Regions from separate parts of the Homo sapiens genome. Here region 2 is linked to region 1. Evidence: read pairs that join two places in POLR2A ChIA-PET (ENCODE). Cell type or tissue: GM12878. All regions are shown on one strand. Links, peaks and the distances in the headings refer to the core of each region. The heading gives the core; the rest is flanking DNA.

Region 1 (12,125 bases), core at 4,344-9,343:
CAACAAATTAACATGTTAAATTCTGCTCTCCAGCCCCCAAGCCACCGGAGAACAGAACGCATTCTTAAAGTCTTAGTTTTTCCAAACCACCAAGCCAGGTTCACTTTTCAAAGCACTCATTTTATCAGCAAAACTCCACTCTCACAAAGCCCAGGGCTTTCAGAACACAGCCCAACCTAGCTTGACATTTGCACTCCCAAATGCCTTCACAGCTTTCCTTCCCACAGGTTCTCTCCACAAGATCTCTGACCAAAACACGGGGGCTCTCACTATTGTCAGAATATGCCCTGTGCTCTCCCACGTCCTTACTTCCACTCATGGCTTCACTGGCCTGCAATGACCACCCTTCCTTTTCACCAACAGAATTCTTTCAATTCAGCACTGCCTCTTCCATGAGCCTTCCTTTAACAACCTGACTCCACTGAGATTTCATTTTTAAAAAAATCCTCCAGTGCTTATGACCATCCTTGGCAGTACTTTGTGTACCCTGCCTTAGAGTTGTGAGATGTCTTTGCCTGCATGGATGCATGTGTGCACATATGCATATGTGTGGGTGTATTGTGTGTATTTCATCCCTGTGGACTGGACACATGTTTTATATATGCCAGAGATAGAGAGGAGATGCAGTCTAGCTTGGTGTGAATATTTTGCTCATTTTGACTAAGGCACAGGTTTACGATTCTCAAATGGTAAAGACCTAGGTCCGGGAAAAGGAGGCCTGGGTTTCGGTCTTTCTTCTGTGTGACTGTGGAGATGTCTTCCACCTTCAATGAGTCTTGATTTCTGTCTCTGTGAAATGGAGAGACTCCTCAGTTCTTTCTCCTGCTTTACAGAGGATCAAAGAGATTTGTCAATAGGTTGAAATACTTTAAAGCCATAAAATAGCTAAATACATGAAAGAGCCCCTCTGTGGTCTTGTCTTTGACTCAAGAAGGGAGGCTCTGGTGGCTTTTCTCAGAACCAGCAGTAGGACTAGGATCCAGGAGTTTCTCCTCTCCAGCCATGCCACATACCACCAAGCTACACAATCTTTTCCTGGGCTGCGTTATCCTTTCCACTGCACCATGTGGTGCAGCCCCATCAGGTCTCGCTTTCCTTTCCACCAGCCACATTCATAGCCATGGGAATCCGTGTTTTTCAGCAAGCTTCCTTCTAAAATCCCCCTCTGCCCAGAGTTCCTGGGGACCCTGTGGACCTTCCTTCCTTGTGACATGGTTGGGGAAACACACTGGTCTGCAGACCTCTTATTCATCTTCACGATCCCGGAGGTGGCTTGAGCAATCTTATCTGTTGTGTGAGTGTGCTCACATGTGTGTGCGTGTGTGACTCTTTGCAGCTGTTCTATGACTAACTGATGCCAGCTATCTGATACTGTATACTGTGTGCCCACCATATGCTATAGACTAAGACATGTCCTGACCCAAGCCCTAGACCCCAAGCAAGGCCAATGGCAAACTACTACCTGTCTTAGTTGGTTTCCCCTATTGCTCTTTGATGTCTTACTATATACAAGACACTTCATATTGTTTCATTTTAAGTTTTACAACAATCTAAAGATTTGATCCAATCATTGAATCTATTTTATAGTAGCGCAAAATAAGGCTCAAGTCTCCTGATAATCAGTTCATTCCTTTACCCATATCTCCATGCAGAGACAAATAATGTGACGCTAATAATTAACTTTTTTTTTTTATCTCAAGAGCTTTAGAGGTACAAGTGATTTTTGGTTACATGGATGAACTGTACAGTGGTGAAATCTAGGATTTTAGTGCGCCTCATCCAGGCCTCTGACACCTCATCCCCTTCCCTCATTGCCCCTCACTGCCCCAGGACCAGATTAGTTGAGGCAGAAGCAGTTGGAGGTGCTAGAAAAGCATTAGGGTTTTCACCATCTCCAGAATCTGCTTAGCACATGTCTCAACCTAAGGCAGTGCAGGCAGGATGGAGGCAAGAGCCTTGATTCCATAGCGGTTTCTCTTAGCACAGATTCCAGAAAGTTGAGGATGACATGATAGATGACCCTTGATATCTTTCTTCATTCCTTTTTGCTAAGTTATTCTCTGTTGTGTGGTGCCTGTGTGTGTAAGGCATTTCTAGGCAGAGGAGCTTTCCTGGGTCTGGTCAGTTTTACCATCTCATCTGCTGATCAAGATATAAAAGATGGACAGTGTCTGTTGTTTCCACCAATAATCAGATACCAGTCAGAATGCTAGAGTGACCTTTTCCTTTTCCGCCTTGGAAAGAAAGAGATTGTTTCAAGGAACAGCTGTAGGGTTAGATAGAGAGGACTGACTGGAAAGTGATTTGATGATCTGAAGTCCTGGCATTCCATGAAGGTTGCTCTGGGCTTATAGTACAGTACGAGAGATCTTTGTTGAACTGAAGAAGATGCTCTGACCATTAGGGTCATTAGACACTATGGAACCTTCTCACTGAAGTTCCCTTTTTGGAAACTACTAAACATTGTACCCAACAGGTAATTTTAAATCCCTTATCCCCTGCCCTTCTGAGGATCCAGTGACCATTATACCACCCCTTATGCCTTTGTGAATCCATAGCTTAGCTCCCACTTGTAAGTGAGAACATGGGTGTTTGGTTTTTGATTCCTGAGTTATATCACCTAGAATAATGGCCTCCAGTTCCATCCAAGTTGCTGCAAAGGACATTATTTTATACTTTTTTATGGCTGAGTGGTACTCCATGGTGTATATATGCCATATTTTCTTTTTTTATGTTTCAGTAGTTTTTTTCGACTTTTAAGCTCGGGATGCATGTGCAGGTTTGTTACATAGGTAACCTTGTGTCATGGGGGTTTGTTGTCTTACTAATAACTAATGGGTATTAAGCCTAGTACCCATTAATTATTTTTCCTGATCCTTTCCCTCCTCCCACCCTCCAATAGGCCCAGTGTATGTTGTTCCCCTCTATGTGTCCATGTGTTCTCATCAATGAGCTCCGACTTACAAGTGAGAACATGTGGCATTTGGTTTTCTGTTCCTGTGTTAGTTTGCTAAGGATAATGGCCTTCAGCTCCTTTCATGTCCCTGCAAAGGATATGATCTCATTCTTTTTTCACTAATTTGTTGGTGGACACTTAGGTTAGTTCCATATCTTTCCAATTGTGAATTGTGCTGCAGTAAACATATATGTGCAGTTAGTTGTCTTTTTGATATATATAGTGACTTCTTTTCCTTTAAGTAGATACCCAGTAGTGGGATTGCAGGATTGAGTGGTAAATGTGCTTTTAGTTTTTTGAAAAATCTCCATACTCTTTTCCATAAAGGTTGTACTAATATACATTCCTACCAGCAGTGTATAAGCGTTCCCTTTTCACCACTTCCACACCGGCATCTATTGTTTCTTGACTTTTTAATAATGGCCTTTCTGGCTGGGGTAAGGTGGTATCTCATTGTGGTTCTTCCAATAATTTTTAAAAGGCTGAAAAATGTCATCAGGGCACGGTCCTCTCATTGTGCCATCCTCTCAGTATCCCAGAAAAAAAACTGAGCCCCATGGCACGTTCTGTTTCTGTCTCTGATTGTGGCCTGCTTATGGTCATTCCTTCCCCGTCTACTGCAGGGGAAGGAAAATACCCAGCACCTCCCAGGTAGAAAAAGAGGGAAAAAATGTAAAATGTAAAAACCCAAGCTCGGCAACTATAGAAGATAAACAACGTTGAGTCTCAGTATGGTTCATCGGCAGAATTTTCCCCAGAGCCAACGGCCTGTGTCAGAGCTATATTTTCCACTCCGGCTACTGTGATTTGGTTGTGGCACTCTTGGTTTCTTTCATTTTGGTGGAGACAGACTCTGACGCAAGTTTAAGGCTCTGGCAGGTGTCTGGGGGTTTACGAACTTGTCCGGGCCTCTGACACCTCATCCCCTTCCCCCATTGCCCCCCACTGCCCAGGACCAGATTAGCGGAGGCAGAAGCAGTTAGAGGTGCTGGAAAGTTGTTAGGGTTTTCACCATCTCCAGAATCTGCTTAGCACATGCCTCAACCTAAGGCAGTGCAGGCAGGACGCAGGCAAGAGCCTCAATTCCATAGGGGTTTCTTTTAGCACAGATTCCAGAAAGTTGAGGATGACATGATAGATGACCTTTGATATCTTTCTTCATTCTTTTTTGCTAAGTTATTCTCTGTTGTGTGGTGCCTGTGTGTGTAAGGCATTTCTAGGCAGAGGGGCTTTCCCACATCTGGTCAGTTTTACCACCTCATTTGCTGATCAAGATACGAAGATGGACCGTGTATGTTGTATCCACCAATAAACAGATACCAGTCAGAATGCCAGAGTGAACTTTTCCTTTTCCTTCTTGGTAAGAAAGAGATTGTTTCAAGGGACAACTGTAGAGTTAGACAGAGAGGACTAATTGGAAAGTCATTTGTTCATTATCAGGATGGAGCTGGGCAAATTCCCAGCAGCTCTGCTGCTGGGTATGACCAGGAGGTCCTTAGGTTTTTTTTTTTTTTTTTTTAGATGGAGTTTCGGTCTTGTTGACCAGGCTGGAGTACAATGGCATGATCTTGGCTCACTGCAACCTCCACCTCCTGGGTTCAAGCGGTTCTTCTGCCTCAGCCTCCTGAGAAGCTGGGATCACAGGCGCCGGCCATCATGCCCAGCTAATTTTTGTATTTTTAGTAGAGATGGGGTTTCACCATGTTGGCCAGGCTGGTCTCGAACTCCTGGCCTCAAGTGATCTGCCCGCCTTGGCCTCCCAAAGTGCTGGGATTACAGGCATGAGCCACCATGCCCAGTCCCTATGTTTTGACTTTGGCTGTCTGCACACTGTGCTCAGTCCCAAAGCTTCCTGTGCCCCATGCCCAGCCCCAGTGGCCTCTCACTAGCGTTTTGGCTTTCAAAGCCTCAGTGTGGTTTCCTTCACCAAAACTTCACCCTCATCAGAGGCTCCTTTCTCCTCCCCCTGTAAAAGCCCCGTTTTCTTAAAGGTAACTGGCCAACTGAACACTTTTAAAAATAGGTTGTAACTGCACCTCTCACCATCCCAGAAAAAGACTTGTAGTTTTCACTGGTAATATCCCAGACAGGGTGTCTAAGTAAATTGGAATGTTCCTGGTCCTGTGCATGTGTGTGTGTGTGTGCATTTAACTGTGGGTGGGGAGGCCCTGGGTCTTCCCAGGCTGGTTGGATTTATCATCTCTTCTGCCTTTCCCAACATTTAAGATGGGCAGTGCCACTCACGGGCAGATGCCCACTTCTCTGGAATTGCCCCATCCTGGTAATATTTGTGGCTTCTGAAGGCTGAGTCTGAGATGCCTTCTCTTGGTTCCAAGATTCTGAGAAAGCCTGGGGAACAGCATAAAAATTCCACCCTGGAAATAGTATACAAGCAAACCAACTGCCCACCCACTTCCTGAGTGAACATTGCTGAGTGTTCCTGAGTCAGGGGCAGACCTAAATTCCTTAACCATCTTTTTCTTCCCTTTCCCAACCTGGCACGGCCTCATACCCCTCTGCCCCTCCATTAAAGGCTGTATTTATGAGCAGTGATGGATGCTCCCTGACAGGGCCACCCTAGAAAAAATTGTGTAATGACAAAAACATGATGCTCTGATTGACCCTTTGTGGTTTAGTACATTCACAATCCCCCCACCCCGCCTTTTTTTTTCTGAGATGGAGTCTTGCTCTGTCGCACATGCTGGGGTGGAATTGCATGATCTTGGCTCACTGCAAACTCCGCTTCCTGGGTTCAAGTGATTCTCCTGCCTCAGCCTCCCGAGTAGCTGGGATTAGAGGTGCATGCCACCACGCCCAGCTAATTTTTGTATTTTTAGTAGAGACAGGGTTTCACCATGTTGGCCAGGATGGTCTCGATCTCCTGACCTCATGATCCACCCGCCTCAGCCTCCTAAAGTGCTGGGATTACGGAAGTGAGCCACTATGCCTGGCTAGATGTATGTACCTCTCTTAAGCCCATCTTATAGGTGAGGAATCTGAGTTCAGAGAGGTAATGTGCCCAATCCAAGCCTACACAGCTGATAAGTGTCAGAACCAGGATTGAATCCTGGGCAGTGTGGCTGCAGAGGCCACACTCTGCTGTCCCTTAACAGAGCTATGGGGAACTAATTGGCATATAATTAGCTGAAATGAAGTACTTCGTGGTGCCTGGCACAAAGGTACCACAATAAATATTAGTTCCCTTGCCCCAAGAATGGTTTGCATTTTAATGACTGTGGAATGAAGGGCTTTCAGGATCCATTAGAGTTAGAAGGATTTGCATCTGAGTGCATGAATGCGCTTGTGGGACACCCACGCAAGCCACTGACAATCCTCAGGGTTGGTCAGCCCCATCCTCAGAGGTTTATACCTGGAGCTAAATCCCGACGGGGACTTCTGCCGATGACTTTTATAGCTTCTGACATTTCAGTCTCTTCATCTCAGGGAGCTGGTTCTCTGAGGACTTTGGGGGTAACAGTTTTAAAAATAATGTAAGGCAGCTGGTGATGGCTGCTTTAGGGGCAGCACGTGAGCTGGGCCCCAGGAGGGGAAAGCCATGAATCAGGGGTCATGTAGCAAGACAGGGCTTTCCTACGGGCTGGATTTGGTCAGCATGGGCCCCTGGTTCCCTTGAGGGATTCCCCGACTGTGCGGCCTGGCAGTCGTGCTCTGATCGAATGCCTCCGATTCCCCCAGCCGGCCTGACTCACCCTGCATCGCTCAGACCTCTGTCAAGGTGCTGCTCGGAGAGTCAAAGAGGCTGCAGCAGGCAATCCCCTTGCCCACTGCAAGGCTGGTTGGGAGGCTGAACAAAATGGCACATCCTCTCAAGTCCAGAAAGGTTGGGCCTTCCTTTCACCCTCCATTTTATGCCTGGAACCTCAAACAACAGAAAAAAACACGAGGCAGAAAAAAATAATTATAATAATTATTAATGCTTTCTGAACCTCTAACGCCACTCGATTAGTCACAGTCATAGTTCGAGTGCTTGTTATGATAACACCTCGGTGGCTTCCTTAACTGTTGGTAGTGATTAATGGCATCATCTGGTCGAAGGGCTAGGGAGGAGTGTGCCTGTTGACAAGAAAGAGGGGCTGAGTAGCAGGGGAAGGAGAGTGGGGACAGGGAGGTGTGGGTGGAAGCCTGGGCTAAGGCTAGCGTTACAGCACCTGAGTCAAGAGGGCAGATCCCTAAGTTAGAGACCACCACTTAATGTTCCAAAGACATCTAGGGACTCCTGGGTCATGGCTCTTCAGGTGGTGGATGGGCAATGTTCTCTAGTACCTTGGACACCATGGCCAGGCCAATCTCATTTCATCACCATCACCTTCAAGTTATTCCCCAGTTTGGTCATTGGGAGAGACTTCTCATTGGCCACCAGAACAACTCTAAATTCATATGAACCTTTCAGTTTCCCCACCTGCAACTTGGAAATAAAGATACTGCTGCTCTTATTGGGAGGATAAAATGAAATAACAGATGGAAAGTTCCTGGCACGGCATACAGTAGGCACTCAATGCGTGGTGGTTTATTTCACTCTATTTCTGTCTACGGTCCGTCACATCTTACACTTCATTGTCTGTCACCTGTTCCATGACTCCTGCCCTGCCTCCCACACATTCACTGATTCCCATGACCCCGTGTCCCTCCTTTGTGAAGCCTCTTCCCACTGTTCCAGCTCACGTCGACACCCCCTCTCTGAGCTCTTATACTATGGTTGGCCCCGGGTCCTCCTGTTGGGTCCTCCCTACTTGTAGCATGGGTGTAAGTTTCATCTTCTCACGTAGATTTTAGCTTCTCAAGTTCAGGAACTGGGCTCATTGCTTCTTTTGATTCTCATGCCTGACAAGTCACAAGGTGAGCAATAGGTTCTTTAGAAGAGACCTGCGAGGTGGGTAGGGGTGGGTGTGTGGCAATGGAAAGTTACCCAAAGTAATGGGGAAACCATCTGGGGCACTTCTGTTTGGGGATTTCCCTGGACCACATTTTGTGACCTGTACCAAGCCCGGTGCTTTGTCAAGCTGGAATCCTGCTATGCTCCCCACTTTCCATACCTATTTCTGCCCATGGCACTCATGTGAATTGGCAAAAGTGCTGTGGGATGGAAAATATTGGAATCTCAGGGAAAAGGGTCAGTGAGTGCATCCTTCAGGGCAGGATGTGGGGTCCCAAAACTGCTTTGTGCCTGGCAGATCACCCAAACACTTCCTCCATTTCCCCATGCCAGCTAAAGCAACCTTGGCTGTTATGCTCTGGCCCAGGTGTCTTTCAGGGCCTTTCATTCTCCACACAAAAAGCTTAGGCATAGGGGCCAGTCTAGATCCAGACACAAGGGCCAGCTGGAGAATTGGGAAGTACAGTAACACCTGGCCACCAAGGCTGGTACAGTTCAGCCTGACAACAGTCTGAGGGCAGTAGTCTGTTGTGAAAGGGGACAGATATGTCACCTTGAAGCTGCAGCACTTTTCTAGACCAAGCCCACCTTCTTGAACATTTCAGTCTCTTTGCATCCAGCTGGGTGTATTCTGTCATATACACAAGTTGCCTTTGGCTCTGAGGCTGCTTTATAAGAACTAGTCCTGGATGGTGTTTGGTCAGGGATGAGGTTTGAGTTTGCTCAGCCCAAGCAGGTATGCTTAAATTACTCTCAGATTGGATGCCTCAAGAGCCTGGCCTACTCCTCTCCTACTGACCATCTGTTTTCTACTCAACCCAAGCCAACTCACCATTTGACTCCTTCCCACACCTTTAGGATTGTGAACTGTAGAATGCTGGAGTTGGAAGGAGCTGTAGAGACTAGCTAGTCTACCTTCTTCCTCATTCTATGGATGGGCAGACAGACCCAAGACTTGGGGCGATTTGCTATGAGCTTCTTACAGCCTCTGCATACTACACATGGATAACTGTTTACCTTCCTGCTCCTGGATCAGAGCCTGCCCTCAAGTTATCCCCCATAGCCCACTCTTGTTCCATCAGTTGTGTCTGAATCAAAGACTCCCTTCTTTTTATTCCTTCTATTAACAGCCTTAAAACTCACCTTCCCCAAGAAGAAGCCTTCTTTGATTAATTCAGTTCATTTTTGTATGAGGATTTTCCAGAGAAACAGAACCAATATAAATATATATATGTGTGTGTGTGTGTGTGTGTGTGTGTGTGTGTATGATTTATTATAAGGTATAAGGTATGGCTCACATGATTATGGAGGCTGAGAAGCCCCATGATCACCTGTCTGCAGCTGGAGACCCAGGAAAGCCGATGGTATAGTTCGAAGGCCAGTTGGAGAGTCCCATGGTCTAGATTCTAGTTCAGGTCTGAAGGCCTAAGAACCAGAAGCTCCCAGGCAGGAGAAGATGGATGTTTCAGTCCAAGCAGTCAGGCAGAAAAGGGGAATTCTCCTTTCCCCTACTTTTTTGTTCTACTGTTACGCTTTGTAGATCAGACCATGCCCACTTACACTGGCAGGGGCAATCTGCTTCACTCGGTCCACAACTTCAAATGCTAATCTCTTCCAGAAACATTCTCACAGGCACACCCAGAAATCATGCTTAACCAGACATCTGGAAATCCTGTGATTCAGTCAGGTTGACCATAAATTAGCCATCACAATCCTCCATTCTTTACGAGGCTGGTGGCTTGTACTATGTTAATTTTCACTTACCATTGTTTTTCCCCCATGAGTTCCTGTAGGATTACAGCCATACACCAAGTAATGGTGTCTGTCAATAATGGACCACATATATGATGGTGGTCTCATAAGATTATGATGCTGTATTTTACTATACCTTTTCTATGTTTAGATATGTTTAGATACACAAATAACCTACCATCATGTTACAATTGTCTGCAATATTCAGTACAGCATCATGCTGTACAGGTTTGTAGCCTAGGAGCAATAGGCCTTACTGTATGGCCTATCTTATTGTGTAAATACACTCTATGATGTTTGCACAATGACAAAACCTCCTAATAAGGCATCTCCCAGAACATATCCCCACCGTTAAGTGACACATGACTGTATTTTAATGTGTTCTATATCACCTTCATTAGTCTGGCAGCTTCCTCCACCATTCTGGGAGGCCCAGACAGTAATGGCTGTCTTGTGATCTTTGTCTGGATTCTCACCCTTTGTCCAGCCCAGGACTACAGACTCAGGGATGTTCACAGCCCAGTAAATGGGAAGTATTGCTCGAAAACCGGATCACAAAGCCTCCTTGTGCTGAGGCTGGGGTAAGACTTGGAGGAAGAAGAACCTTCCCTGACTCCTTCGCTGGGGTCAGCCTCTAAGGGTCAGGGCTCACTCCCTGCAGTGTAGAGACTTTGCTGCGGGACAGGATGTGAACATCCTTGGCTTTTGCATGGTCAAGTTAAGTCACTTGTCCGGGGTCATAGTGACACAATCATTGCCAAACCTGTTCATTTCACCAGGGCCCCATGGGATTTTGCCAAGTCAGTCCTCCTTTGTACTTTCTTGCTCAACTGGTGTAGAATTCTCAGGCAGGAAGGGAATTCATGGCGGAGGGTGGGGTGAGGTGGAGGTCATGTCGTACATCCTCCTAAGCAGACACATGGACGTCAGAGGCACCAGAGGGTTTCCACATTGACCTGCAGTCACCCATTTACACATCCCCCACCTCCGAGAGTTCAGGTATTCTTGCAAATGTCTCCATTTCTGCTACTGTAGCTTATCCTGAGCCCTTTACTGTTTTTCCTGGAAAACAAGAAAATGTTTGGGAATTTGTATATTGGGAATGGGCAGGTGTCTACATTCATTTGCTTTAAAAAATTATTTGAAACATTGCCCTTTAAATGGAAAAATCATTTTCCTGATCTTTTTTCTCAAGGACATTTCCTGCTGCCTCCTCCAGACCTACTCTTATCACTCACAAACCCTAGAGGTTCCGTGGCCAAAGGAGGACAGCAGCTGGCCATTTCAGACTATGTCCCCACAGGGATCAGGACTCCCTGGGACATGATGGGAGTCTGGAGAAGGTGTCGTGGTTGGCAGGAAGTGCCACATTCAGGGATATTGACTTCTGGCTCTTTCTCCACGTGACTATGAGATGAAGCAATTTCTGAAGAGGGTTAAGATAAAAACCTTAGATGTCATCCAACCTAATCCCTGATTTTACAGGCAGAAGAAGTGGATTTCAGAGCTAGCTAGTGGCAGAGCCGTGACTCACAGGCCACAGACCTCCTGACAGGCAGTCCTTTCTCAGAGAGCCCAGCACCTTCTGTGTTTGGTTGTGTTGAGGTGGAGTTGAAGGAGGAAGCATGGCACACCTGCTGTAGGTCATGGGGACAGATGACATTCCCCAGACCTCTTGCTGCCTAGTTCCTCTTTTAATTTTTTTTGAGATGGGGTCTCACTATATTGCCCAGGCTGGAGTGCAATGGCTCTTCATTCATAGGTGCGATCATAGTGCACTGCAGCTGCCTAGTTCACATTCTTCACCTGGCCCGTTGTTCCATCCAGTCTTGACCTCGCTAGCCTGCAGGGGGCGTGTGCAAGCCCACACTACAGCCCAGGCATCCCCTCTGCAAGGGAAGTGGTGCTGTTGTGGACCTGCAGTCCTTGGGGGGCTTCAATTTGTATAGAAATGACAAGGACAGAGCAAAGGAAAGTGGGATTTAATTTTAAGCGCCCACCTTCCCACCCCCAAGTCAATTTCCTGTGACGCTAATAAAAGCTTCAGGATCTCTTACTTTCATTAGTCCTTTCCACAGCCAAAGTAATTATATACACATTTTTTTTTCTTAAAAGACAGTTCTCCCTCCCATTATATATGCCTCTGGGCCCCATAAAATCTGGCCACCCTCTTCCCCGACCCGATTTACCAAATGTCAGAGTCCCACAGCGCACCGAGAAACACCACTGTCCTCCTGGAGCTCTCCCACACAATACAGGCCTTGACTGAGGGTGTGATTCGGTTCAGAGTAGCTGGGTTGAATTTTTGTAAAGAGGTTGCCGTGTGTGCACTTTTGCCGACCTCAAAGCCACCAGAAGGAGGGAGCTGAGTGTACCTTTTTGTAATGATGACTCTCTATGATTTTCTCCATAGAGCGGTGCTTGCACACACTGACAGGAGTCCAAGAATGTGCACTGAGGGAGCGTTTCCGCACAGATCTGCGTGTTCCTTACCACTCACACATGTGCACACACATATCCATG
Region 2 (12,125 bases), core at 2,340-7,339, 97 kb before region 1:
TCTGGTGCAGGCTGTTCCCTGTGCACAGGGATCTGGTTGAGGAGCTAAGCGAAGGCTGAAGTCCAGCCACTGTCTCCTTGCTTGGCTTTGTCTTTGTGTGTGGCTGGGTTCTTTCAAAGGAGTGCCTTCTAATTCACCAAAGGTATGGTTATGGATTAGGGGTTGTTCTTAGGTTAGAGTTGGGGACTGATTCACAGAGCTGATGAGGAAATTAGGATTTACATTCAGGTGACCCTCAGCCCCTCAGACCAGGCTGAGTAAGAAGAGATATCAGGAATCCAAGGAAGCAGGAGGAAAAGGGGTTGCCTGGTGATGTCTGTTCTCTTTCCTCCTCTTCCTGCCCATGCAAGGCTAGAGCAGCTGTTTCAGCCCCGGAGGTTTAGACTGTGGGGTCCTGTGTGCTGGGCCATCAGGTTTGGTGGGAGGAGGAAGAAAGCCACAGTAGAAGGAGACATAAAGTTGGGCTGGGCCTCTGGCAGTGAAAGGTTCTTGGGGTCTTTATTGTCTGATCAGTAAACACCTCTGTGTGCCAGAATGAGCTGGGACAAGGCCCCAAGGTCAGCCCATATTTGTATCTGGTGTTCTCCTCCAAGACCAGCCAAGCTGTGCGCTCATTCTGCTGGGAACCTGAGCCCTCCAAAAGGGTCATATGAAAGGGCATCTTATTCTTGAGGGACGTTTCCAAGCATCTCTGTGGCCAGTGTCCATCCAGGACTCATCTTAGAGGTGAAGAGTGGTGGCCAGAGGCGGAAGCTAGTGGCCACCCGATGGGAGCCTTTTCTGTTTCAGAGCATATGAGGGAGCTGAGGGAGCTGTACTGTTGATGCCTTCTCTCTGGCTCATCTCCATGAAGATTCTTTTGAACCAGAAGCAAAGGTGAAGTCTCTCTGAGGGGAGGGGCTGAACAGGAGATCTACTGACTGTCCCCCTGCCGACTCCTCCACTTTCGTCCTCCGGCGGGGCTCCTTATCCTCCTGCTTGTCTACAGGGAGAAGATCGAGTTGTTCGTTTGCTGCCATTTTAATGATCCACATTGTTAGGAGGCTCTCAGTACACACCGGACCTTAGCAGCCTGGCCTCCTGCCCAGGGCCCAGAACTGTTACTCAGCCCCTCTGCCGAACAGCTAAAAATAAACCTGCCACTGCTGCAGTCTCCCCTCACAGCCAGGCCCTGTTAGCTGTCCCAGTGCTTCCTGCCACACCGCTGACCTGTTTCTCTCACTTTCTGCTGATATTCTCCCTGCTTGCCCCTTTCTCTTCCAGCCTGAGCTTGGTAGGTGATTTGGGGCTAACTCACTCTTCTGAGTGCTGGGAGACGTGCTATGGTTTTTATGTCTCCAGGTGTCTAGATTTGTGTGTATGAAAGCTCCGTGAAGCTGTCCTGCTTATTTCCCAGTAGGGAAAGGGTTAGACAAAAAGGAGAGTGACCAAGCTCATCAGAGTGGATCAGACCTTCTACTGTGCTCGCCTCCAGCCCTGGCTTCCTCCAGTTTTACCTCCAAGCAGGCCTCTTTGCCAGAGTTACCTGGTTATGGTAACAGAGTTACCATAGTTATATGCTAGGACAGCCCCACATGGGCAGTCTGCCCCAGGCCTTCAACCCGACTGCCCTGTCACCGAGCATGCTACCTACCGTGTACTCCTGCCCTGTTGCTACGTTATATTCTCCACCTCCGCAGTGTGAGGCTTTGGGCTACCACATTCAAAAGTGTGACCTCATCTTGTCAGCGTCCAAGAATAACTGGGCCCTGGCTCTCAGGATCTCCTTCCTGAGTCAGGCCATGGCACCTCTGGCCCTTCCAGCTCAGCCACATGCAGAATGTCACCGAGTGCATGGGTTTCTTCTACCTCTTGACTGCAGTATTGATGTGTGTCCATGGAGGTGTGGCCTCTTCCTCTACTCCCCAGGGATCCTGGAGACTTGTGGAGCAAGATGAGGAAAGGGGCTCAGGTAGCTAGAATATTTGCTTAGCTGATAGATACTGGGCAGAGTCTGACATTGGCATTCTGTTCTTCAGCGTGGCGTTAGTATTCTTTCTGATTTTTTCTAATCCCTAGACAGGTGTTGATACTAATCGTGGCCTAGGAGGGCTCTATGTCTGCTTTCAGGAATTATGGTTTATTTGGGGGAAGGGGTGTATGGTGGAGAGTGATGGCAATGACAACCAAGACATAGGACTTGAGGAACCCACTGCCTTCAGCTAGAGTTACATACTCTGACCATGTGTCGATGGCCTCCTTCTCCCACCTCTCCCCTGGGGCCACATTTCCTCTGCAAGGAAAGATTTATCTGCCAAGGCCCATTGGCCTGTGCAGAGGAAGAGTTGGGCATAGTTGCTAAGTGTTTATTTTTAACTCTGACAGAAGGAGCCCCTGTCCTCAGAATAGCCATACCCTCTGTCTTTCCCTATCCCGACTGCCTTCCTTGGCTTCTGTGATTCCTAGAAGAAGGTTAGTAGGATTCTAAAGGCCAGGCTTCACGGGAGCTGGAGAAGGCTAGCTTCTCTAAGTGAGGAATCTGCAGGTTGCTCGTCATGCTTGGCTTCTGCAGAGCTCAAAGGGTCCTGCGGGGAGAGCCCTGGACACTAAAGGCCGTGTGTCTGGAACTTGGAGAATTCTAGGAATGCAGGTGACCTGATGAGGAGGCTGCATGTGCCCTGCAGCTCAGAGCAGCCTGGCTGCACAGCTGAGTTGGACAGCCCAGCAAGGGGTCATCCCATACCTTCTACATCCTTACAGGCACCCAGATCTCTGGCAGATGGGGAGGCCACAGGGAGAAAATGAGCATATGTAGTAACCTGCCCTGGAAACACTTGCGCTTGCAGACACGCCAAGTGCTGTCATTCCCTCTGACTGCCAGGCTCACGAGCATCATGTCCTTTCCAGCAGAGCCCACCTGCGACTCTTAGTGACTTCATACCCTTTGTGTTCTCTTCCCCTGATGTGCTTTAGTGACCTGTGCTCACAGAGAGGAGGAGGAAGGGTGGCAGTGCCCCCTCTCCTGGGTCTCAGACTTTCCTGACTTTATGCATTTGATTTGGCTACCTGGGCTCGGATACTTTAAAAGAAAATAAAATTAGGTTTGAGGTGTAACCAGAGAGAGAAGGAATAGAGAGTAGTAGGGGGTGGGATGGGTGGTTGAAACATGTGGCTAACTCTGAGAACCCTCAGCTATGGAAGGAAGGTCTTGCCCCCATGATTCTTCGGCGTGCAGTGGGGGATTAGTTTGCCCAGAGCCCAGCTCTGATCATGTAGCTTCCCAGCTTAAGCCCTTCAGTGGGTCTCTCTGCCTGCAGAATACATGAGATATCCACATCTTTCCCAGATCTGGCCCTGATCTGTTTTTTTTTTTTTTTTTGGAACACATGCTTTTTTTTTCTCCCCAGCTTAAGTGGCTTATATATGTTGTTTCTTTAACAGAACTGTGCTTTCCACCCCCACACCTTAGCATCTATCCATCTGCATCTTCTCTGTACCATGCCTGTCCCCCGTCCTGTCTATATCTACCTTTTCCACCCTGCACAGATGCTGCTTTTCCAGAGCCTTTCGCACCAAAAGTGGGTCTTCCCATCCTTCCCCATCAAACTTGCTGATACACTCTTACCTTTTATTTCTCTGTTTAAGTGCATTTCTCCATGTGCAAGGCATCTCTCTCTCTCTCTCTTTTTTTTTTTAACAGGAAGGTAATTTATTAACGGAAAATATTTGAGGAGTCCTGTGCACAGTGACCATGGCAACCCCCCTTCCTGCGGGTGCTGTCAGAGGGGTTGGGAGTGACGTCCTCAATCTGTCCGATCTTCATACCTGAGCGGGCAAGGGCCCTGAGGGCCACCTGGGCCCCAGGTCCAGGGGTCTTGGTTCTACTTCCTCCTATGGCTCGGAGTTCGATGTGTAGGGCAGTGATACCCAGCTCTGGGCCACATCCCGGGCAGCCAACATAGCAGCATGTGGTGAGGATTCATCTCACCTGCCTTCACCTTCATCCTACCAGTCACACGGCAGATGATTTCTTTGCCAGAAAGATCAGTGACATGGACAAAAGTGTCATTGAAGGATGCAAAGATATGGCAGACACCAAATACATTCTCTCCTTCAGCCACCTGAGGTCTGAGGCTGATGACCTGTTCTTCCTTCTTTTCCTTCCCCTTTCAAGGTGCCATTTCTGCATGTTGTTTCCAGACTCCGCACAGGAACGCAAGGCACCTCTTTAGATATCGGATTGGACTGTAAATCCCCTGAAAACCTACATCTTCATTATTTTTGTGTCCTCTTATTTTCATGTAGTGACCGTATGTCCTCATTAAAAAACTCAGGCCAGGCATGGTGGCTCACGCCTGTAATCTCAGTGCTTTGGAAGGACAAGTGGGAGGATCTTTTGAACTCAGGAGTTTGATATCAGCCTGGGCAACATAACAAGACCCCATCTCTACAAAAAATTAAAAAGGTTAGCCAGCTGTGGTGGCACATACCCATAGTTTCAGCTACTCAGGAGGCTGAGGTGGGAGGATCACTTGAGCCCAGGAAGTCACGGTTACAGTGAGCTATGATCATGTCAGTGCACTCCAGCCTGGGTGACAGAGCGAGACCCCGTCTCTGAAAAAAGAATCCTAGAGTATTTTGGCACTGTGCATTATATGCATTATACTTAGCTGCTGAATAAAGGTGTGATAACTGAGTAATAGTGGATGCCACCGATATTAAATGTGATGTACTAGAGGTAATCCTCAGAGTCAGGGACTGTGGCAGCCCTGGGAGTGGGATAGTACTGGGCTGTGCTCTCTGAGACTGAGCTGGGGTAGAGTGATGATCTCTCACATTGTCTGTTCTCATTCTTCTGCTGCTGAAAAGCTGCTCTTAGTCTTCTGAGCATTTCTTCCCTCTACCCACTTGGATCTGCTGACTCAAGCAGGCACCTTCTATTTCTGCTTACAGAGTTCTCATTCTTACAAGGACCCTGACCACAGTTTCTCATTGATGCCTCTCCTCCTTCTCCCTGTTCCAAGGCCCCTCCTATTCCTGTTCAGTCATGGAGATGACCCTTTTGCCCTTTGGAGAACTTTAACTGAGGGAGGGACAGATGTGGAGCTTGCCAACTTTCCTACAGCTCCTGGCATTTTCTAGTTAGCTACAGACACGGCACAGACACACAGATGCAGTCCATTGTTTTCTATCTGCTGGTCCTGCTCCTGTGTGTTGCAAGAGGGACGAGTGTTAAACACTGTATTAGTCCATTTTGTGTTGCACTAAAGGAGTATCTGAGACTGGGTAATTTATAGAGAAAAGAGGTTTATTGCTCACAGTTCTGCAGGCTGTACAAGGATCATGGCACCAGCATCTGCTTCTGGTGAGGACCTCAGGAAGCTTTTGCTCATGGGGGAAGTTGAAGGGGGAGCAGGCATGTCACATGTCGAGAAGAGGGAGCATGGGGGTGGGGGAGGCCCTCGACTCTTTTTAACAACCAGATCTTCTATGAACTCAGAGCGAGAACTCACTGCCACAAGGAGGGCACCAAGCCATTCATGAGGGATCTGCCCCCAAGACCCAAACATCTCCCACCGGGCCCCACCTCCAACACTGGGGATCATACTTCAACATGAGATTTGGAGGGGCCAAATATCCAAACTATATCAAGTACCCAGTTGCTGGGACTGAGGTCAAAGGTTTGAACCTCATGGGGCTGCTTAACTCCATGCCACAACAGATTTACACAAGAAAGAGAACCTGACACTAGACTGGAATCTGGGAGACCTGGCTACTAACTCTACCTGTGTGGCCCCAAGCAAGTCCTAGGACCTGTCTGGGCCTCACTCAGTTTCCTCATTGTAAATCAACAGGACTAGACTTGACCTTGAAGGACTCCTGCACCGAAAGCCTTTCATCACTGTTGTTGCATCCGCACTGCTGGGAAAATAACCTGATGCTGGGAAACAAGTGGTCGGCCTGGGTCCCAGGGAGCCTCGGGGACTAAGAGCCATCATCTCTGTCCTCAGTTTCTGCAGGACAGTGTTACTTCACCTTTTTCCTGGCTGCAGTGTTTTTATTCATTCAGCCAATGTTTATAAATGTTTATTGTTCTCCATGCCTGCCTCCTGTCTTCCCTGCTGACTGGCCATCAGGAGGCCCAGATGGCAGGATTAGCTTGGAATGGCAGAACAGTCAAGGGTCATCCTCTTGGGTTTAGACCCCTTTAATACCTCTGCTATATGAGATGAGAAGAATTTAGAACATTGATCCTTCCAGCAGCTTAGACTAGACCCCTGCCTTTCTAAGCAGGATTTGCCTGTGGGTACCTTCTATACCCTTGAGATCCAAAGCAACTTACTACTCAAGAAAATTAATTAGCAATGCCAAGAGTGACTTGTACAGCTCCCCTAAGGATAGCTCAAAACAGCAGATAGACTTTGATACAATATAACAAATTTCTATTATTCAGATCACTGTAGGAAACTTAGCAACTCTGTGAAGGTTTCCCAGATTAATAACAAGTCTTTATTGAGCAGATACTATGTATCAGGCATTGTGTTAGGTGTTTTACTTACATTCTTGTTAATCCTTAAAATAACCCTTTTACTGCAAAGTGAAAGTCCCCATTTTACAGAAGAAACATGTTCATGTACAGAATAATTCCTTAGCAATTATTTATTGAGCACCTACTAAGTGCTAAGCATTATCTTGGGCTCTGGATATACATCAGTATATAAAACAGACAAAAAAGCTATTTGGGGGGTGGGAAGGGGGACCAGGTAGAGGAATAGCAAGTGCAAAGGCAAAAGCCTGAGGCTTATTAATAAGTGTGTCTAACTCTAAAACCTAGGCTCCCTCCAGCTCACAGTATTGCCTCTCTAATGGTCCTTTGTGACTCCATTATAATTGGGTACTTAGATGACCTAGCAATTTTAAGTTTATCCAATATTTATGGGATACTTATTTTGTGCAAATTGCTACGATGAGATGAATAAGTTGTAGGCCCTGCCTTTGGAAACATACAGTTTAGAGGAACGAACACCCGTGTGTATAAAAATGAATGAAAGAGGACTTCCTCTCAAAATCCAGATCTTACCATTTCTTGCATTTTTGTCATTTGACCCTTGTAGGCCAGATGGTGTGGTTCCTCGTTTTGTATCTGAAGGAAGAGTTTCAGGGAGTGGGTGGGGGTAAGTGTCTGGGCACCAGGGTGGCCAATAAAGGATGCAGAGACACATGATGGGCTCTTCAAGGTGGGAGGAAGTAGAGGGTGGGATCACTGCCTGGCATGGGCAGAGGATACTTCATGGACATATACCTGTGACACAGCCAGGGGAGGGTGCAGATGAAAATACGTCCAGTGGGATGGTTTCTAAGGAGAAGTGTGAGGGACTCCACTGGGGCTCCGTATTTTGTCTGGCTGAGGAGGGAGAGATGCTGCCTCTCCAGGAATCTGGTAATAGGCAATGCTTGAGATTGGTGTGAACCAACGCATCACATAGAGCCAGGAGAAGTCACGAAGGAGGCAAGAAAAAGAAATGGCTGGGCTAAAGCTGTGGCAGAGCCCTTTTTATCCTCCTTTGGGCCCTCATATGGCTTCTCTTTTGGTCTGAAGAATCTCATCCTTCTTGAGTTTAGCCTTCTAGGTGAAGGAGTGGGCAGACTGCATGCAGGGAGACAGGGAGGCCGTGTTTGTGTCCTTCAGCTCAGGAGCTGAGAGAACAGAGGTCAGGGCTTGGGATGGAGCTGACCGTTAGTGCAGATGGGAAAGTGAAGCAATGGGTCGGGTCTGTTTGTTCCTGAGCATGTCCTGTGACAAAGGAAGTTGCAACATGTCTGTCTGTCTTTCTCTCTCTTTTTCTTTTCTCCTTTCTTTTCGTTTCTTTCTCTCTCTCTCTCTTCTTTTTTTCTCTTTCTTTCTTCTTCTTACTTTTTTTTTTTTTTTTTTTAAATAAAGAAAGAAGCAGGTAAAACCATCTTCCAGAAAATGCCAGAAAGAATATCTGGTCTGTGATGGGTGGTTCTTGCCCCTCCCGCTGCAATGCTTTTCCTGTGTAGTTTTTCTTTTGTCCTTCCTTTCCCATCCACACTTTCCACTCTCCTTTCCTCTGAGAGGTTGTGTCTCTGCAGCAGGCCAGCTATGTCTCCAAAGGGAAGTAGTCAGTGCTTGGACTGAGGGAACCTTGAGAGAGAATCCTCTCCTTTGTCCTCCAGGTGAGAGAGCTGTTGCATCCACTCACACCTGGAAGGTTGCTGGTCTCCTCTCGCTGGACACTGAGAGCTGTTTAAATTTGACAGGTGGTTCCTGATTCCCACCTGGCATTTTTTGCTGCTGCACAGGTCTGTGTTGTGTCTTAGAAGGCTGAGGGAATACTTACTTCTCAACTCAGATAACCACCTTGTTGGTAGGTTCAGTGTGTGTCTGTGTCAAGGCAGATGCTGGGAAAAAAGGGCCCAGAATGTGAGTGGGAGGTAGAAATCAAGGCTAGAAGACCACACATGTTAATCTGGAGTACTTGGTCAGGTTTGATTTTGGCCTGTGTGCTATAGCTGGGCAAGAAGCCAGTTGTGTTTGGAAATGTACAGATGATCTATTTTCCTGATGAAACCTTTTGAGGTCTGGAATAAACATAGCTTGCTTTCTCTCTTTCCCTCTTTTGAGATTCAATTTCTCTCCCTTGGACTTCTATACCCTAGTAGAGCCAAAAGTTCCAGTACAAACCAGTTTTGAGACTCCAGCATTAGTCAACTAAGGGATGTTGTAGGTCATCCCTGAGAACGAGGGCTGCTTGCTCTGGGGAAGCTGGGAAATGGCACCAGGTGTCAGGCCCTACTGCCCAGGATGGGATGACAGCTGCTGGTGTTAATTACGTTTCTGGGCAGAACAGGGTAAAGTCCTTGGGGGTGAGAGTTTTTGTTTAGGCACTGTGTTCCCTGTACCTGTTGCCTCTGGTACAGCTGCTGCAGAGCCCCTCCTTGCCTGCAGTCTTCTTTGAATTTAATCTCCCTGTGATCCAGTGCATCTCTTCAGACTGGAGGTGAGCCCAGAGGAGTGGTGGAGGGAGTGGGGCCAGAATTTACTTGTTTGCCTGGATCCCACTGAGAATACAGAAGCTCTCTTTCACGAGAAGCTGTGCTGGCCTCTGTGGTACCCACTGGCCATATGTGACTATTAAAATTGAAATTAAGTGTTAATAACATTTAAAATTCAGTTCCTCAGTAGTGCCAGCCACATTTTAAGTGCTCAGTGGTTAGCTAGTGGCCACGGTTTTATGTGGCACAGATAGAGAACATTTTATCATCACAGAATAGTCTCTTAGACAATGCAAGATTCTGAGATAATTTTTCTAATCCTGGTAGACACTTAGCTGGAAGGGGATTTGAGGAAGGGTACAGGGAGAGGTTTTGAAGCCCAGGTGAGAGGGCAAGTAGAAGGTATTCATTTAGAAAAGGATCTTAAAAAGTATTTAGTTTGTAGGGCCAGGTGCAGTGGCTCATACCTATAATCCCAGCAGTTCATGAGGCTGAGGCAGGCAAATTGCTTGAGCCCAGGAGTTCGAGACCAGCCTGAGCAACATGGGGAAACACTGTCTCTACAAAAAATACAAAAATTAGCCTGGCGTGGTGGCGTACACACATGGTTCGATCTACTCAGGAGGCTGAGGTGGGAGGATCACTTGAGCCTGGGAGGCCAAGGCTGCAGAGAGCCGTTATTGCACTGCACTCCAACCTGGGCAACAGAATGAGACCCTGTCTCTAAAAAAAAAAAAAAAAAAAAAAAAAGAGGAGTTCACCTTGTTGAGGACTACATCCTAAGAGATGGTCACCTGGCCCAGTGGCTCCCAAACCAGGATGATTGTTAGACTCACTTGTGGGTAGCATTTCAAGATACAGATTCCTGGGCACCACTCTTTGTGTCTAGTTGAATCCAAGACTCTTCAGAGGAGGTAACCTGGAATGTGCATTTTTAATGTGCTCCCCAAGTGATAATTATCTGGGTTTGGCAACCACCAACCTATCATACCTGTGCTTAAATTCTTCCAATGGTAAGGAGCTTATCCCTTTTCAAGAAAACCTTACCATTAAGGAAAAATTCGCTGTTGTTAAAGTTCTATGTTTTTCGAATCTTGAGATTTGGTTCTTTGAGGTCATGAAATCCTTTGGTGCTCATTGCATCTTTAGAGCCTCGCAGAACCGTCATCTTCATCCTTGCACTCAGTCTTCAGCAGATATTTGAGGGCAGCTGTGGTGTGGTCCCTGCCACTCCAAGTCATGGCATGCGTCAGAGTGCTTGATCTGCCAAGGGCTCTAGGGAGATGCAGAGATGCAACATCATTCCAGGATCCTTCCAATTGTCAGGCCTTGCTGAGAGCCAGAGGAAAGGTCTGAATCTCAGTGGAGCCCTACAGGGACAGCCCAAGGGCCATCCAGCCGGTGAGGGCCATGTGTGTGTCTGCCTCTCTGCATCCTGCTCCGTAGGGAAGAGTCCCTGCTTCTTTGCATGTTAGCACTTGTTAACACCGACCTGGTTTTCTTCAGAGACATTGAGAGATTCAGCCATCCATTCCCGGTAATGACAGATGTCATTTCTGTTTAGAGACCTTCAGTAGCCTCCCTTCACTTCCAGTGTAAAATTCAAACTCCTGAACGTGGCATTCAAGCAAGCTGGTTTGTCCTGCCTTCCACACTTTGCCTTCCAGGAGAGCACTCCTTCCCGCTCTGCCTTGCATTTATCTGCTTCCACATCTTCTCTTGGATCTTACATTTGCTTATCTTCAGTTTTTTCTGGTAGAACTGTATTTATCCTTCAAGGCTCATAATAGATTTTACCCCCTTACTCCCCTGCCCAATTCCAGGCAGAACTGCCTCCCTCCTCTGCCCTAGTGAGGGTTCATTCTGCCTGCATGACTGCTATGCACTCAAATTACAGCCCCCTGCCAGGCCCTCCCTGCTAGACCAAGCTCCTTGCGGACAAGAACTATGTCTTACTTGGCTTGATATCCCCAAGTGCAAGCAAGCACCAGTGCTGGAGCCTCCTTTTCCTGCATTGGCATTCTTACCCTCAGTGGCCCAGAGCTCATCAGCTCCAATGAGAAAAGTGCTACTTAGCAGCTGATAATTAACAGACAGGACGTGAGGTTTGGCTACTTCAGAGGCAAAACTGGTATTTAAACAATAAGGTTTTTAAAAATCAAGCATTAAAGTGTCAGCTTCAGAAGCAGCTACTTCCAAACATAATCCTGCCCAGTTAGAGAAGACAAATGGAATAATGAGTGGAACCAAAGATTTCTCTCTAGCCTTGAGAAGAGTTCAGGGGAAAGAGGCCTGGGTGGCGTATTGGCAGGAGATTGGAAAAGGGGCCTTCATATTTCTTTTCTCTGGAATGGGGCTGGGGCTGCTTGGAGAGCAGGTGGGAGGTGCTTCCTTAGAAAGGGCTGTCTGTGTTCTCTTCCATTCCCAATTTCTATAGATTGGACTAGTTTTGCCAAGTGAGCAAGCAAGAAAAATTGGGAAACAGAGGGTAGGCATCAACCCTGGCATTTATCCTAAGGTGATGCAGCACACACTTGTATTCAGCGATAGAGACTTTTCCGTAATGCCTGGTAATATCTCATTGTATTTTCTTTTGATGCTCCTGGGGGCAGGAGGGGAGAGCTGACATCAGAGCCTCCTCCCTTCTAGATCACAACCAGAGCATGAGGAATTCCCCAGCCCCTTGAGGTACCCAGACACTAACCACAATCTCCATCTCTGCTGAAGGCGTTGTAAGAAACATGCAGGCCAGGAACAGTCAGTGGCTTCAGAGCAGGGGCAGCCTGCTAAAGAGGCAGAGGCTTCTTGTGAGGGCGGGGAGCTTGAGAGTGCCCTGCACCCCATCCTGGGGGAGGTGAGCATCTGCTTCTGGGTTCAGCTGCCTGCGGAAGTCAGTGGGAGACACCCTTTCAGGGTCTGCTTCATTATGAATGAAGCAAAAAGCCTATCCCAGGAAATCACAGAGGCTGATGGGTATACCCCAGGGTACACAGGCTATATTTTTCCAATCCAAAGTGAGGGTCTATCTGATAGTTTTTCCTGGAGTTGGGGAGGGGTCCTACTTTCAGATCCAAAAGAAAATCTGAGATATGTCATTTGAATATGAACGCACTAGACTTTCTGGGAAA

Evidence for each region. Peaks named below come from ENCODE experiments on the same cell type or tissue, not always from the same donor. Only the 100,000 strongest peaks of a DNase experiment are listed, where the experiment ranks them.
Region 2: POLR2A ChIA-PET joins it to region 1 with 5 read pairs; 3 of 35 experiments call an interaction of 5 or more read pairs at or near these places.

Annotation. Positions count from the first base shown.
Region 1 is chr1:206,786,846-206,798,970 of GRCh38, forward strand. IL19 (interleukin 19) reads left to right here. Exons shown (of 7, transcript NM_153758.5): 2 at 12,016-12,125. Among named protein-coding and RNA genes, the nearest start is that of IL10, 20 kb to the left of the region's middle. RefSeq lists enhancers at 4,253-4,352, 4,536-4,655, 7,679-7,778, 7,809-7,948 and cis regulatory regions at 6,338-6,838, 6,341-6,841. In GM12878, for the core only: no CTCF peak of the experiment used is centred there; a DNase peak (open chromatin) is centred at 6,575; H3K4me3 peaks cover 298 bases; H3K27ac peaks cover 2,688 bases.
Region 2 is chr1:206,692,110-206,704,234 of GRCh38, forward strand. The region is part of intron 1 of MAPKAPK2 (MAPK activated protein kinase 2); the gene reads left to right. It also overlaps the pseudogene RPS14P1. Among named protein-coding and RNA genes, the nearest start is that of MAPKAPK2, 13 kb to the left of the region's middle. RefSeq lists an enhancer at 11,706-12,015. In GM12878, for the core only: no CTCF peak of the experiment used is centred there; no DNase peak of the experiment used is centred there.